2 separate regions of the Homo sapiens genome follow, and region 2 is linked to region 1. Evidence: chromatin contacts called from ENCODE Hi-C data. All regions are on one chromosome and are shown on one strand. Each heading gives the region's core, a stretch centred on a gene start or an enhancer-like site at or near the end of the contact. The rest is flanking DNA. Distances are from core to core; before and after follow the strand shown. Region 1 has its middle 23 kb from the start of NUTM2A. Region 2 overlaps ATAD1 (ATPase family AAA domain containing 1).

Evidence for each region. A loop is a pair of places that touch in the nucleus more often than their neighbours do. Pooled maps may share reads with other maps.
Region 2: a loop to region 1 is called in a pooled map, with 2.6 times the contacts of the local background. The contact joins two enhancer-like sites. A Hi-C loop is called at or near these places in 2 of 50 pooled maps.

The regions. Positions count from the first base shown.
Region 1 is chr10:87,198,947-87,205,450 of GRCh38, reverse strand. No RefSeq gene overlaps it. Among named protein-coding and RNA genes, the nearest start is that of NUTM2A, 23 kb to the left of the region's middle. RefSeq lists a silencer at 1,662-1,711 and an enhancer at 4,314-4,413. Within about 2 kb of position 1,835, at least 16 of the 41 ENCODE cell types and tissues checked have a DNase peak (open chromatin) inside an H3K27ac peak, as active enhancers do.
Region 2 is chr10:87,757,508-87,764,798 of GRCh38, reverse strand. The region is part of intron 8 of ATAD1 (ATPase family AAA domain containing 1); the gene reads left to right. Among named protein-coding and RNA genes, the nearest start is that of ATAD1, 57 kb to the left of the region's middle. RefSeq lists an enhancer at 2,731-2,830. Within about 2 kb of position 4,403, at least 2 of the 41 ENCODE cell types and tissues checked have a DNase peak (open chromatin) inside an H3K27ac peak, as active enhancers do.

The sequences.
Region 1 (6,504 bases), core at 586-3,085:
AAAGGAAGAAAACGATGATTTTTTAAACCATCTTTCTGCTTTCTAGTCTCACCTGAGTGCCTCACATTTGGCAGAATCAACCTGGAATCCTGCTCATAAGACTATCAGGGAAATATAATTTCCAGACTTCCATTTCCAGAAAAATGTAATAAATACTTTTAAAGGGGATGGAGATGGTACCGTGTGCTAACCCCACTCTGAGACAAACCTGGGTCACAGGAACCATAGGGAAGATGTCTGCAGTAGAAGGGGACCTCGAAGTACTCAAGTACTTGGCTCACAACAGCACTATTCACATAAAGCCTGGCCTGCCCCTTGGTGACCTCCTTCCCTTACGCCTCTAGACTCTACTAGGTGATCAGAAATCCCTGCAAGCTAGTTGGGGAGGGAAGAGTGAAAGTGAAAAATGGAGAGGAAACACTGCTACCCGCCCAATGCCTGAAGCCAAATGCAAGCCTGGGCCAGGCTTGGGGGAGGAATCAAGAGGAAGCTTAAACTTAAAATGAAATCGAAAGTTTAGACTCCTACATGGGATTGGACATTTTAAATGCTGAACAGAGCCTATTTTTATAGCTAGAAGTTACAGGACAAATTTTTGGTTAACTGAGAATGATCCAAAAATCATGTGAATTTTGTGATCCAGAAAGTCACAGAACATGCCCTAGATTTTATCCCAGGGGCAGGGAGGAGTGACCTGCAGAGCAAGTTTGAATTGGTAAATAGAAAACAAGAATAAAATAGTTTGCTGTTTACATTCCATAAGCCTGGCTCTTTCAACATCATGGGTATATTTCTTGGTTGAATTTAGTATGCCACTATGACTCCGGATTGTGATATTTGCCTAGGATGTTTTGTCCTAATATTTAGTATGGAATTATTTGCCCAAATCACCTGCCCCTCTCCACTTGTAGCTTTATTTCAAGAGGTATGTTTCTCAAAGTGGAGTGACTGCCAGAGTGGGAGAAAGGAGCTAGCCCTTACAGCTGTAGTAGGTCTTTGTACATCAGCTTGGTAAATCTGCAAAGCCCCCCACCTTCCCCCCTCCCACCACCCCCAATCCCCACCCCGCCAGGAGCCTTCCCCACGTGTGGACAAGAGAGAAGGGAGGATCTGGGAGGATGTGCTGTTTCTCAGGGTCCCACAGCTAGAAGGTGGTGGAGCTAGAATTTAAATCACATTCCAAATGTCTAAAAATACTATCATTATCACATATTACCAGAGACACCTCAAAAAAGACAGAGACGCCCTGCAGGGCCGCAACATTCCCGCAGCCTGGTAGGGTCTGCTGGGGGCCCCATGCCTGTGAGAGCCGCTCCTGCCGCTGCAGCACCGGGGAGGCTGTGCATTCAACGAGTCCTTCCTCCCTTCTCCTTTCATTCCATTCCTGCCTTCCTTCCTCCCTTCCCCCTCCGCTCCTTCCCCTAGACCTTCCTTCCGCCCTCCCTACCCCCCGCACGTCTCTCCCTACCATCCTTCTTTCTGTGTGAATTATCTGTTCATCTCCATTGCTGCAGTACCGTCTGGCAAATGATCTGCTTGGATCCTCCTGGCTTTTTGAGAATCGGCTGGCATCAGGGTGCTGACTGACAAACTTCCCGGGGTCTGGGCACGGTGGGGACGGAGCCTGCAGACGGCGGTGTCCCCGCTAGAAGAGCCGTGGGGACGTGATTAACAGGTCAGGCCGGGCCGCGAGGTGGCGGAGGGGCCGCGCTTGCGGGCGTGGGGCGCTGGCAGAACGCGATCCGCGGCCTGTGGCCCGCAGCCGGACCCGAGCGCCAGCCTCCCGCAGCGTGTCTCCAGCGCCCTCTACTGTTCAGCATCCTCCCCGCCGCGAGGGGAGCCGCGGAAGGGGATTCTGGCTGTGACCGCAGAGCAGGTATTAAAGGATGGATTTGGAGGTGCGAGGCCATACATTGACAACGGGTATACCATGCGTCCCAAAACCTTCCAGCGTGTCCCCTTCCAAACACTACCTCTCCCTCCCCACCAAAATAACCAAAATAACCAACGACCTGATTTTTATGGCAAACACTGCTTTTACCACCTAACCATGCAACTTCTCTCTCTCTCTCTCTCTCTCTCTCACACACACACACACACACACACACACACACACACACATATATATGAAGCCTGTTGTGATTTTGGTTGGGATTGCATTGAGATTTTCTTCTTTTTCCTTTTCTTTTTTTTTTTGAGACGGAGTCTTGCTCTGTCGCCCAGGCTGGAGTGCAGTGGCCTGATCTTGGCTCACTGCAAGCTCCGCCTCCCGGGTTCACGCCATTCTCCTGCCTCAGCCTCCCGAGTAGCTGGGACTACAGGCGCCCGCCATCACGCCCGGCTTATTTTTTGTATTTTTTTTTTTTTTAGTAGAGACGGGGGTTTCACCGTGTTAACCAGGATGGTCTCGATCTCCTGACCTCGTGATCTGCCCGCCTCAGCCTCCCAAAGTGCTGGGATTACAGGCGTGAGGCACTGCGCCTGGGGTTGCACTGAGTTTATAAGTCAATTCAGGGGAGAATTGACATCTTTAAAATACTGGGTCATCTAATCAGTTCACATGGTATGTACTTCTGTTTATTTACCTCTTCTCTCATTTCTCTAAATAATAAAGTGTCATGGACATCTTTTCATTAAATTTTTCCCCAGACATTTGAATTTTTATGCTACCATAAATGGTATTGTTTTAAAATGTTTTATTTTCTAACTCTTGCTGGTGTACAGAAATAAAGTTGGTTTTCCTATTTTGACCATTTATTCAGTCATGCTAAACTCACTAATTCTAATAACTTGTCTCTGGATTCTTTTGAGTTGTTAATAATACATACATAGTTTTGTATCTTAGGTCCAATCTTAGTATTTTTATTTCAACTTTTTTGCCTTATTACTCTTGTTAGGAATACCAGGAAAGTATTGAATACAAGTGATGATAATGGACATCTTCGTCTTATTTCTGTTCTCAGGAATGTTTCCACATTTCATTATTAAGGAAAATATTTACCATAGTTGTAGCTCCTTGAGATAAACAGTGTTAAAATTTTTTGGCCACTCTCCATTGATTTAATGTATGGTTTTCTAAAAACGAAATATTTTACATACTGTTTCTGAGTAAGATTTTTTACCCAATGCACTGTAAACACCAAAATCATATATTTTTATATAGTTTTACTTGGCTTACCTTGTTTTTTTGCTTTAACTTGAAAAATATTTCCCTGTTGTTAGGCCAGGCGCAGTGGCTCACGCCTGTAATCCCAGCACTTTGGGAGAGCGAGGCGGGAGGTTCACCTAAGCCTGAGAGTCTGAGACCAGTCTGGCCAACATGGAGAAACCCCATCTCTATTAAAAATACAAAATTAGCCAGGCATGGAGGCGCATGCCTGTAATCCCAGCTACTCGGGAGGCTGAGGCAGAAGAATTGCTTGAACCTGAGAGGTGGAGGTTGCGGTGAGCCAAGATCATGCCATTGCACTCCAGCCTGGGCAACAAGAGCAAAACTCTGTCTCAAAAAGAAAAAAATTCCCTGTTTATTCTTTTTTTATAATCGTTTTATTGAGATATAATTCACATATATGATTCATCCATTTAAAATGTATAATTCGATGGTTATTGGAATATTTACATTTCTGTTTAATTCCCTCAATTAATTTTTAAATCAACTTGTCAACTCGTATAGGCCATCCCTCAGGGACTTTGTTTATTGTTGAATTAACTCTGTATAGTACATCTTCCCAAACAGCAGGAGCACAGTAGAGTGTTCCACTAATTCTTGTCTCCTTTTATTTCCCTCATGATATTTAAATCATTTGCTTTCAATAAATTAAGCTCTTAAAGTTTTTGGTTTTATCTGTGAGCATGATTATTTTTATTTAGAATTATGTATTACTGTTATATGGTAATATAATTTTGTAAATCTGTTATGTGTAATTATTACTAGCATATTTTTTATTTCCTGGGATTATTTTTCTTAATATATATTCTAGTTATTCAAAATAGTGACATTTTAATTTATTTAAGACTTCCTGTTACAATTACATACGTATTTTTATTCTCAAATCATATAGCCAGCATTTCTACTGCTGAACAAAATGCTTTGAAATATCAATAATACATATATCTGACTTTTATCTAGAATACATATGTCTGATCAGTAAAAAGACAAACAACCCAATAAGATAAATGTGCAGATGACTTGAGAGACACTTCACAAATGAAGGTATACAAATGGCCAATGAGCACATGAAAAGTTGTGCGTCATTAGTCATCAGTGAAAGAGAAACCAAAACCAGGAGGTTCCACTTTACCGCCTCTAGAATGGCTACAGTGAAAATGACTGACATCTCAAATATTGGCAAGGATGTACAACAACTGGAAGCCTCCGTTTTGGCTGCGGAGAGTGTAAAATTGCACAACTTTGGAGCACTGTTTGGCAGATTCTTCTCAAGTTAAATATATACTTATCCAATAAACTGACAATCTCAGTCCGAGCTATTTAAATCCCTGCCCCAACAAAAACTTACGTCCACAACAAGACTTGTTTTAAAAATGTTTTTAGCAGCTTTATTCATAATAGTTCGAAACTGGAAAGAACTCAAATGACTTCAACAGACGAATGGATAATATATTCACACATTGATATATTACTGAACAATAAAAATGAATAAACTGCTGATTCACATAAAAATATGGATAAGCCTGAAAAACATTCTTAGGTTAAAAAAAGCCAGTTACAAAGGAATATATACTGTATGATTTCATTTACATGAAGTCCAAACACAGATCAAACTAGTGTATAGTGATAGAAATCAGAATGGTGGTTGGCCATCATGGATGGAGACTGACTGGAAGTGGAGATGAACGAAAATTCTAGGGTGATGGAAATGCTCCATATCTTGTTTGGGGTTCAGTTACATGAATGTATATATTTGTCAAAACTCTAAATTGTACACTTAAGACCTGTGCATTTAACTATACGTTTTCATGCAATTTTTTTTTAAATTCCAAGAAAAAGGATCTGATTGACCCAATTTGAGTCAGGCATCCTACTGTCTTTGCATAGTCAGTTTTTGCCAAGGAATCCAAACAAGCAGTATAGACGTGACCTAGAGAAGGGGCACCAGCATGGGCTTGGCTCCCACCCACAAAGTTCCAATATCTCCTACGTGATGTCAGTTTTGGGGACCAAAACCATATCATCTTTTTCTATTATTTGGATGTGATCTCTTTATTTATGTATGTTTGTTGTTGTTTTTATTTTTTAGAGACAGGGTCTCGCTTTGTCATCCAGGCTGGAGTGTAGTGGCAGATCATAGCTCACTGCAGCCTCAAACTTCCGGGCTCAAGTGATCTTCCTGCCTCAGCCTCCTGAGTAGTGTGTCACCATGCCTGGCTAATTTTTTTTTTTTTTAGTGTTTTATAGAGACAAGATCTTGCTATGTTGTCCAGGCTGGTCTCCAATTCCTGGCCTCAAGCAATCCTCCCGTCTCAGGCTCCCAAGGTACAGGGATTATGGGAGTGAGCCACCACACCGGGACTGATCTTTCTAACACAGGGAAATTGTATTCTTTAGAAGTGAGGGAATATTTCCTAGTAATTTGATCAAGTAAAAATAATTATAATAAAGAAGGTAAAATCAAGCCCTAATTCCCCATGTAGGGGAATAATGATATCATTTTGGTAAGATTCTTCCAGACAGTATGATTAGGATGTTACATAAATCAAACTGTGCTATATACAGTATGCAGAGAAGGACAATTCCTTAGCTTGTCTAAAGTCTGATAGTGTGAAGAATTTGCTGACCTGCTCTCCATGCCTGTCTGAGCACGAGTGAAGTGAATCAGAGAGAGATTGCAAGATGGAGAAAGGAGGTACAGTTGGAGAGAGTGGAGGGGGCAGGAAAGACCAGACAGAGCTGCATCTCCCATGAAAACAACTGTGTACATATGATAGAGTGAGTACATAGAGTACATAGAAGAGTGAGCTCTGAAAGAACTCTCACATGGACCCCAGAAAGAGGAGTACTCAACGCCTGCTGCACAGAAGGCATCAGCAGTTAAGTACTGGCTAGAAAAGCAGAGTCCATCAAAGGAGAGGACCACAGTGGTAGCTGCCTGGTAAGTACCACTGTCCCCTTTCCTTCTTTTCTCCCTCCCCAGCTCACTGGAGGAGCTAGGCCTCAGGAAGCTGGGAAGGAATGGGGAGAATTCACCTCGGTGACAGTTCACGCCCTCCCTCCAGCTCCAACAGCTGGAGTCAAAGGAAAGGAAGAGTGCACCTATCTCCTCCCCATTCCAAGTCCCTTTAGTGACTAGCTGGACATGCTCTGGAGAAGAGCAAAATGAGGCTGGAATTTAAACAATACCAGACTTTCTAAAACACAATGCCTGGGAAGTTATGTGAGGCATGTGAGACATGAGGGGATGGAAAAGGGATTCAACAGAGCATAGTTGAAATCAATGATTTAAAAAAACAAAAAAACTGGTTGATGGCTCATACCTGTAATCCAAG
Region 2 (7,291 bases), core at 3,154-5,653, 560 kb before region 1:
ACTAGGTTGGGTTTGTCCTAAGTTGTCCACAGTCTGGGTTTTGCCGATTGCAGAGGAGTAGTTGTTGCTCTAATATTGGTAGTTGGATCAAGAGACTGGATGAGGTTCAGGGTGGTGGGGAGGAGACACAGGACAGGACAGCACAGCTTCATAAGTAGAATTATGTTCTTCCATCAGGAGAAACATAATATCTCAGTGGCTTGTACGTTTTACATTTAAATCTTTATCATATTTGGAATTTAGATAGATGATATGCAGTATGAATCCAACTTTGGTTTTGTTTTTCTAGATGGATACCTAGTTGTCCAACACCTTTTTGTTTGTTTGTTTGTTTTTTGTGACGGAGTCTTGCTTTGTCACCCAAGCTGGAGTACAGTGGCGTGATCTCTGCTCACTGCAACCTCTGCCTTCCAGGTTCAAGTGATTCTTGTGCCTCAGCTTCCCGAGTAGCTGGGATTACAGGCACGTGCCACCATGCCTGGCCAATTTTTTGTATTTTTTCATAGAGACAGGGTTTCATCATATTGTCCAGGCTGCTCTCGAAGTACTGAGCTCAAGTGATCCACGTGCATCGGTCTCCCATAGCAGTGGGATTTCAGGCATGAGCCACTGCGCTCGGCCCATTTTTTTTTTTATAGCCACTACAGATGCCACTTTTACCAAATTCTCATATGTATTGTCTCTGTTTCTGGACTTTAAATTCAGGTCTTGGTCTTTCGTGTCTTTATGCACTAGGATTAATACTGTTTTAATTATTGAGGCTTTGTAAGTTTTAATATCTGGTAGAACTATATATCCCTTGTTGTCCCCGAACCCCAAGGTTATTTTAATTCTTTTTCTCTGCATAAATTTTAGAATCAATTTGTCTTACATAGGAAAAAAACAAGCATTAATATTTTTGGTGGATTCTCATTTAAGATAATCTTTTTGATGTTGAATCTTTCTGCCCAAAGGCATATATGTCTTTCTGGGTTGTTTACCTTTGTGTCTTTCAGTTGTGTCCTAATGATTTATTTATTTTTTAAAGAGATCAGATATCTTATCAAGCAGAGTTCCATGTAACTTACAAAAAAAAAAGAGAGGAGAGATAGAGTCTCACTCTGTTTACCCAGGCTGACGTGTTGTTTTTTTAGGGTCTCACTGTATTACCCAGGCTAAAGTGCTGTGATATGATCATAGTGCACTGCAACCTTGATCTCCTGGGCTCAAGTGATCCTCCCACCTCAGTCTCCCAAGTAGTTAGGACTGCAGGCATGCTTCACCACGCACAGCTAGTTGTTTTTTGTTTTTTAAAAATCTTCTTGTAGAGAAAGGGTCTCGCTCTGTTATCCAGGCAGGTTTTGAACTCCTGACCTCGAGGTATCCTCCTGCCCTGGACTCCCAAAGTGCTAGGATTATAGGCATGAACCACCATTCTTGACCTATTGCCTTAAAACATATCAAAATAACATATAGTGTATGCAAAAGCTTAAAGAACCTAGCAAATTACAAAGATTAGGATCAGTGGTTATGAATCATTTTGGGGGGAGCATGTCATAGAGCCCTTTAAGAATGAGATAAAAGTAGTCTTTTCTAAGAAAGCTACGTATGTACATGAAATATGTACAGTTTCAGAGAAATTCCTAAAATTCTCCATGTTTTTTAGGTAAGGAACTTTGGTCCTAGATAAGAAATCAGTAAATTATATTTTGCCTTTTTTTTTTTTTTTTTTTTTTTTTGTGACAGAGTCTCGCTCTGTCGCCCAGGCTGGAGTGCAGTGGCATGATCTTGGCTCACTGCAACTTTCACCTCCTGGGTTCAAGCGATTCTCCTGCCTCAGCCACCTAAGTAGCTGGGATTATAGGCGCGCGCCACCACACCCGGCTTATATATATATATATTTTTTTTTTTTTAGTAGAGACGGGGTTTCACCATGTTGATCAGGCTGGTCTCGGACTCCTGACCTCATGATCCGCCCGCCTCAGCCTCCTAAAGTGCTGGGATTACAGGCATGAGCCACCGTGCCCGGTTGACTTTTAATTGAATTTTTGATAACTGCTTTCAAAAAAACATTGTGTAATCCTGGCACTTTGGGAGGCCAAGGCAGGCAGATCACCTGAGGTCAGGAGTTCGAAACCAGCCTGGCCAACATGGTGAAACCCTGTCTCTACTAAAAATACAAAAAAAATTAGCTGGACATGGTGGCTGGCAACCGTAATCCTGGCTACTTGGGAGGCTGAGGCAGGAAAATCACTTGAACCCCGGAGGCAGAGGTTGCAGTGAGCCGAGATCGCGCCACTGTACTCCAGCCTGGGTGACTAGAGTAAGACTCTGTCTCAAAAAAAAAAAAAGTGTAGTTGTAGTATTGTTTAGATAAAACACAATTGGTAAACCTTTAACAGTGATAGACACCAGTGAAAAGTTTAGAGAAGAAAATAAAGGGGATAGTTAATAAGTTCCTTTGAATTAGGATGGCCATGGTGTGGCTAGAAATTTAACAGATACTAGAAGGTAGTTACAATTTTGGAGACTTCAAGTTAACCAATACAGTTATTTAATTTAAACCATTTTAATGAAGGATCGTTTTGCATGACTGGAAGTTTATAACATTTTTGAAATATAGTGTGGTCTAGTGTAGCTGGAGATGATGCAGATGATTTACATATAGCTGATTAATATGAGTACAAGTGATGAAATTTAAGCCCTTGTAACAGAGCCATAATTTACACAGGTTATTTAGTTTCACATTTAAACTTAAGAAGTTACTCATGTCAGTGCTGGGCATGGTGACTCATGCCTGTAATCCTAGCACTTCTGAAGGTCATGGTGGGAGGATCACTTGAGGCCAGGAGTTTGAGACAGGTCCGGGCAACATGATGAGACCTCACCTCTACAAAGAAATTTTAAAATTTAAATGGGTCTGCCTAGTTACTCGGGAGGCTGAGGCAGGAGGATCACTTGAGCTTAGAAGTTCAAGGCTGCAGTGGATGCACCACTGCATTCTAGCCTGGGTGACAGAGCAAGATCCTGTCTCTAAAAAAGAAATAAGAGGAAGAAATTATACATGTCTCTTAATTTTAGTATTCAGTATTCTGCTTTCTTAGTACTGTCTTTGGAAATTCTTTTAGGATTATATTTTTCATGGCTACAGGGAATTTTTTTTTTAGACAATCTCTGCTTTGTCACCCAGGCTAGAGTGCAGTGGCACAATCTCAGCTCACTGCAGCCTCCCTGGGCTCAAGTGATCCCCCCGCCTCAGCCCCCTGAGTAGCTGGGACTATAGGTGCATGCACCACACCCAGCGAATTTTTTGTATTTTTAGTAGAAATGGGGTTTCGCCATGTTGCCCAGGCTGGTCTAGAACTCCTGAGCTCAAGAGATCCACCCATCTCAGCCTCCCAAAGTGCTAGGATTACAAGCATGAGCCATCCCACCCAGCAGATACAGGGAATTTTTAGCAATTCTGTTATTCATAAAACCACAAAGTATAGTCTCTAATCAGTTTTATGTTGCAAAATACGAATGCTCTCTGGATAATTGCTGACATGAGAACATCTCGTCATTTCCCACTGGTTGGTATTTATATGCTGAAGGATTACTGCTACTTCAATAAAATCTGAAGAAAATTAATTTAATTTTGTTAAAGATGCCTCAAATCAGTAGCACATATATTTATTTGGTAAACTGAGCACTGTCATACTTATACATTGTGGAGCTAAATAAGGGTTTTTTGTTGTTTTTTTTTTAAATTCACATGAACTTCCAGACTTTGAGTTCATCTTCTCTGAATAAAAGATTGAAGCTTTTGAAATGATACTGTGTTCTACTCTTTTACAATTATTTTATTGATAGGTATTCCTTAACATGATTCGCTTATTTTAAAAAGATAGTGTAGTGATTTTGGCTTAAGGTTTTAAGTATAAAAAGAATTAGCACTGATAAAATTTATACCCTATAAAAGTATTTCGTCTGACTTTAAGGAGGTAGCTTTTTTCCCTATACAAACTGACCTGAAATTACTTTTGTATGATATAGCAGCAATAGTTTTTGTTTTTTGTTTTGAGACAGAACTGACAGTCTCCTACATTCTAGCTGACCAGCCTCATCATTCTAGCCAGACTGGAATGCAGTGGTGTAATCCTAGCTCACTGCAGCCTTGAACTCCTTGGCTCAAGTGATCCTCCTGCCTCAACCTCCTGAGTAGCTAGACACACCCAGCTAGTTAACAAAATTTTTTTTGTTGAGATGGGGTCTGTGTTAGCCCGTTCTCAAACCGCTATAAAGAACTACCTGAGACTGGATAACTTATGAAGAAAAGAGGTTTAATTGACTCACCGTTCCACAAGCTGTACAGGAAGCATGGCTGGGAGGCCTCAGGAAACTTAACAATCATGGTCAAAGGCGAAGGGGAAGCAAGCATGTCTTACCATGGCAGAGCAGGAGTGGGAGAGAGTGAAGGGGGAAGTGCCACACATTTTTAAACCATCAGATCTTGAGAGAACTCACTCACTATCATGAGAACAAGGGGGAAGTCTGTCCCCATAATCCAATCACTTCCCACCAGGTCCCTCCCCCTAACACTGGGAATTAAATTCAACATGAGACTTCGGTGGGGACACAGAGCCAGACCATATCAGGGTCTCATCATTTGCCCCAGCTGGTCTTGAAATAAAATTATAAGTGTAAAATGCTTAGAGTACATAGATGTTATTTACAAGTATACTATTAATGGTGGATATAATAATAAACAACTGCATAAGTAAGTATCATTCTTTCAAGCTATTTTAGAAGTCTGTTAACTTATTCTGCTGTTGCTGCCTATACTCAAAAGCTTTTTAACTTGGGAATTGCCTTCAGAGTTGCCTAATGAAAAGAGTTCTCATTATTTCATGGTTTATCTAAAAGCTATTATCTTAGAACAAAATGAGCTACTTTTAGAGTGCTTGCTATGTGCCAAGCATTTTGGTGAGCTATACATTGTTTTATTTAATCCTCATTTATCTAAGGAGTACATATTAGTCCTATTTTACAGCTGAGGAAACTGAAACCCAGAGAAGTTTTGTAATAACTTGCCCAGGATTACACAAAGAAGTGATGGAGCCTACTCTTAACCATTAGGGTATGGTACCTCTTAATTAAATCTTGCTCCCCCAGTGACTGGAATCTTCTTTTCTTTGTTTTCTTATACTTGGTTGGTTCATCTTTCTAACTGTATCATCTTATCAGGCACAAGATTTGTGAGTGGTTAGAACATAGGGTGGCCCAACAACGGAGTGGTCAAAAGACAGGAGGAAGTGTTGGATGTTTAATTTTTAACATCTCAGAGTATAGTTTGGAAAGCTCTTTAAAGTAGTTTGTTAAATGTATGAAATATTTCAAACATATAAACAAATAGCCCCATTATCTTCCACCCATATTTAACAGGCAATTTTAATATATTTCCACATTTGCTTCATTTTTTTTTTAATTAAGTACAGCCTTAAGCAACCACTGGCCACTTCCCATTATCACCGTCATTGGTAACCTGCTGTCCAGGAGTTGATAGAGTTTATCAATCCCGTGAATATATGTGAACAGATACCTAATGCATGTGTATAGGTATATGTTATTTTTATTCTTTTTACAAACAGTAGAAAAATTAGATCCTTGTATGTGTCTGTTTCTTAAGGACACATGAGAAGAGTTTCTCAATTCACAAAAAATTAAAAACTACAAAGGAAAGAGAATAGAGAAGTCTGACTATAATCAGACTTAAAGCTTCTGTGTCACGGGGTAACATGAACAAAGTGAAAAAACAAGCCACAATGAAAATATTTGCAACCCTATAACCATCAAAGGACTAAGATCTAAATTATATACATGTATGTACATGAGATCACAGGTGCTGTCACCGGTCCTAAGAACTCACTGATGTGGCAGTACATGAGACATAAGTTAAAAATCTTCCAGTATTGTGAATTTGCCCATTTTTATATGTAATTATATAAATTTCTGCTGTATATGTTTTGAGGCCATGTTACATGTATGTCTACAGGGGCAGAATTGTTGTATTTTTCTGGTGAATTTTTTTTTATCATTATATAATGACTTCTCAATTATGCATTTTGAGTAAAAATCTGATGTAACTAGAACTACATTAGCTTTCTTTTTATTAATCGTTGATGTCTTTCAGTCTTTTACTTCCTGCTTTTCTTTGTTTTTATTTCAAATGTAACACAAAGACTGTTTTTTTCCCTTTAGCATAAGTATTGTCTATTATAAACCTCAAATAGCTACATTTTGGGTTCTTTTGTATAAAATCTTTTACCAGCCAAGTTTAGTCTATTTGCATTTATGGTAATTACTCATAAATTTGGATTCATTCATTATTATTTTAATGCTTTCCATTTATTATGCTTTTTCTTTGCTTATTTGTCCCAACCCTCTAGTCCTGAGTTTGTTAATACTGCTCTTGTATTCTTTATTCTGTTTTTCTCCCTTCCTCTATTGGTTTGGAAATTACACATTCTCTTTCTTCCTTTAGTGTACCCTTTCTATCCTTTAGTGGTACCTATGTATTTTGACATACATACATAAAGTCTAAGTTAATAATATCTGTACCCTCTTTTTAATGCTTTAATTGTAACACTTTAGAGTACTTTAATGTAGATGTCTCCTCTGTCTTACATGTCCTTATTGTACAGCATTTTAGCTCCACTTTGTTTTTGTACCCCAAATGATTATGACTACTATAATAACTATTATTACTACTATTTATATAGCTAAAGTTTATTTAGATTTATCCATGTATTTACCATTTGCTTTGCTTATCATTGCTGCTTGCACTCCTGCCCTCTGGGTTCAGTTTCTTTTTATCAAAAAACATGATTTATCTTCATGTAACCCTCATGTTTAGGAATGAGAGCACTGTCATGTGAGGTCACAGTTGCAGAGCTGGCAGTGTTGTCTCACCTTCAAGTCTCTTGTCCTTGTGTAGAGTTGCTGTTCTTCCTAAAACACTGTGTCTTCCACGTATACAAATGGGAATTTAGTAAATATAATACAAATACAAATGGGAATTTAGTAACTATAAGGTGTCATTTCACATCAGTGGGGGAAAGTAAATGTTGCTGTAACAAGTGATGAGCTGAACAGGGGAAAAATACAGCTGGACCTCACTATATTGTGTTCAAATCCTGGCTCTGACCGTGTTTACCTGTCCAGGTCTCATGATTCTTATCTGAAAATGAAATTGATAGTTTCTGAGAAGATTAAATGAGAATAATACATGCAAAGTGCTTACCCCAGTGAATGAGACATAAGAATCATTTAC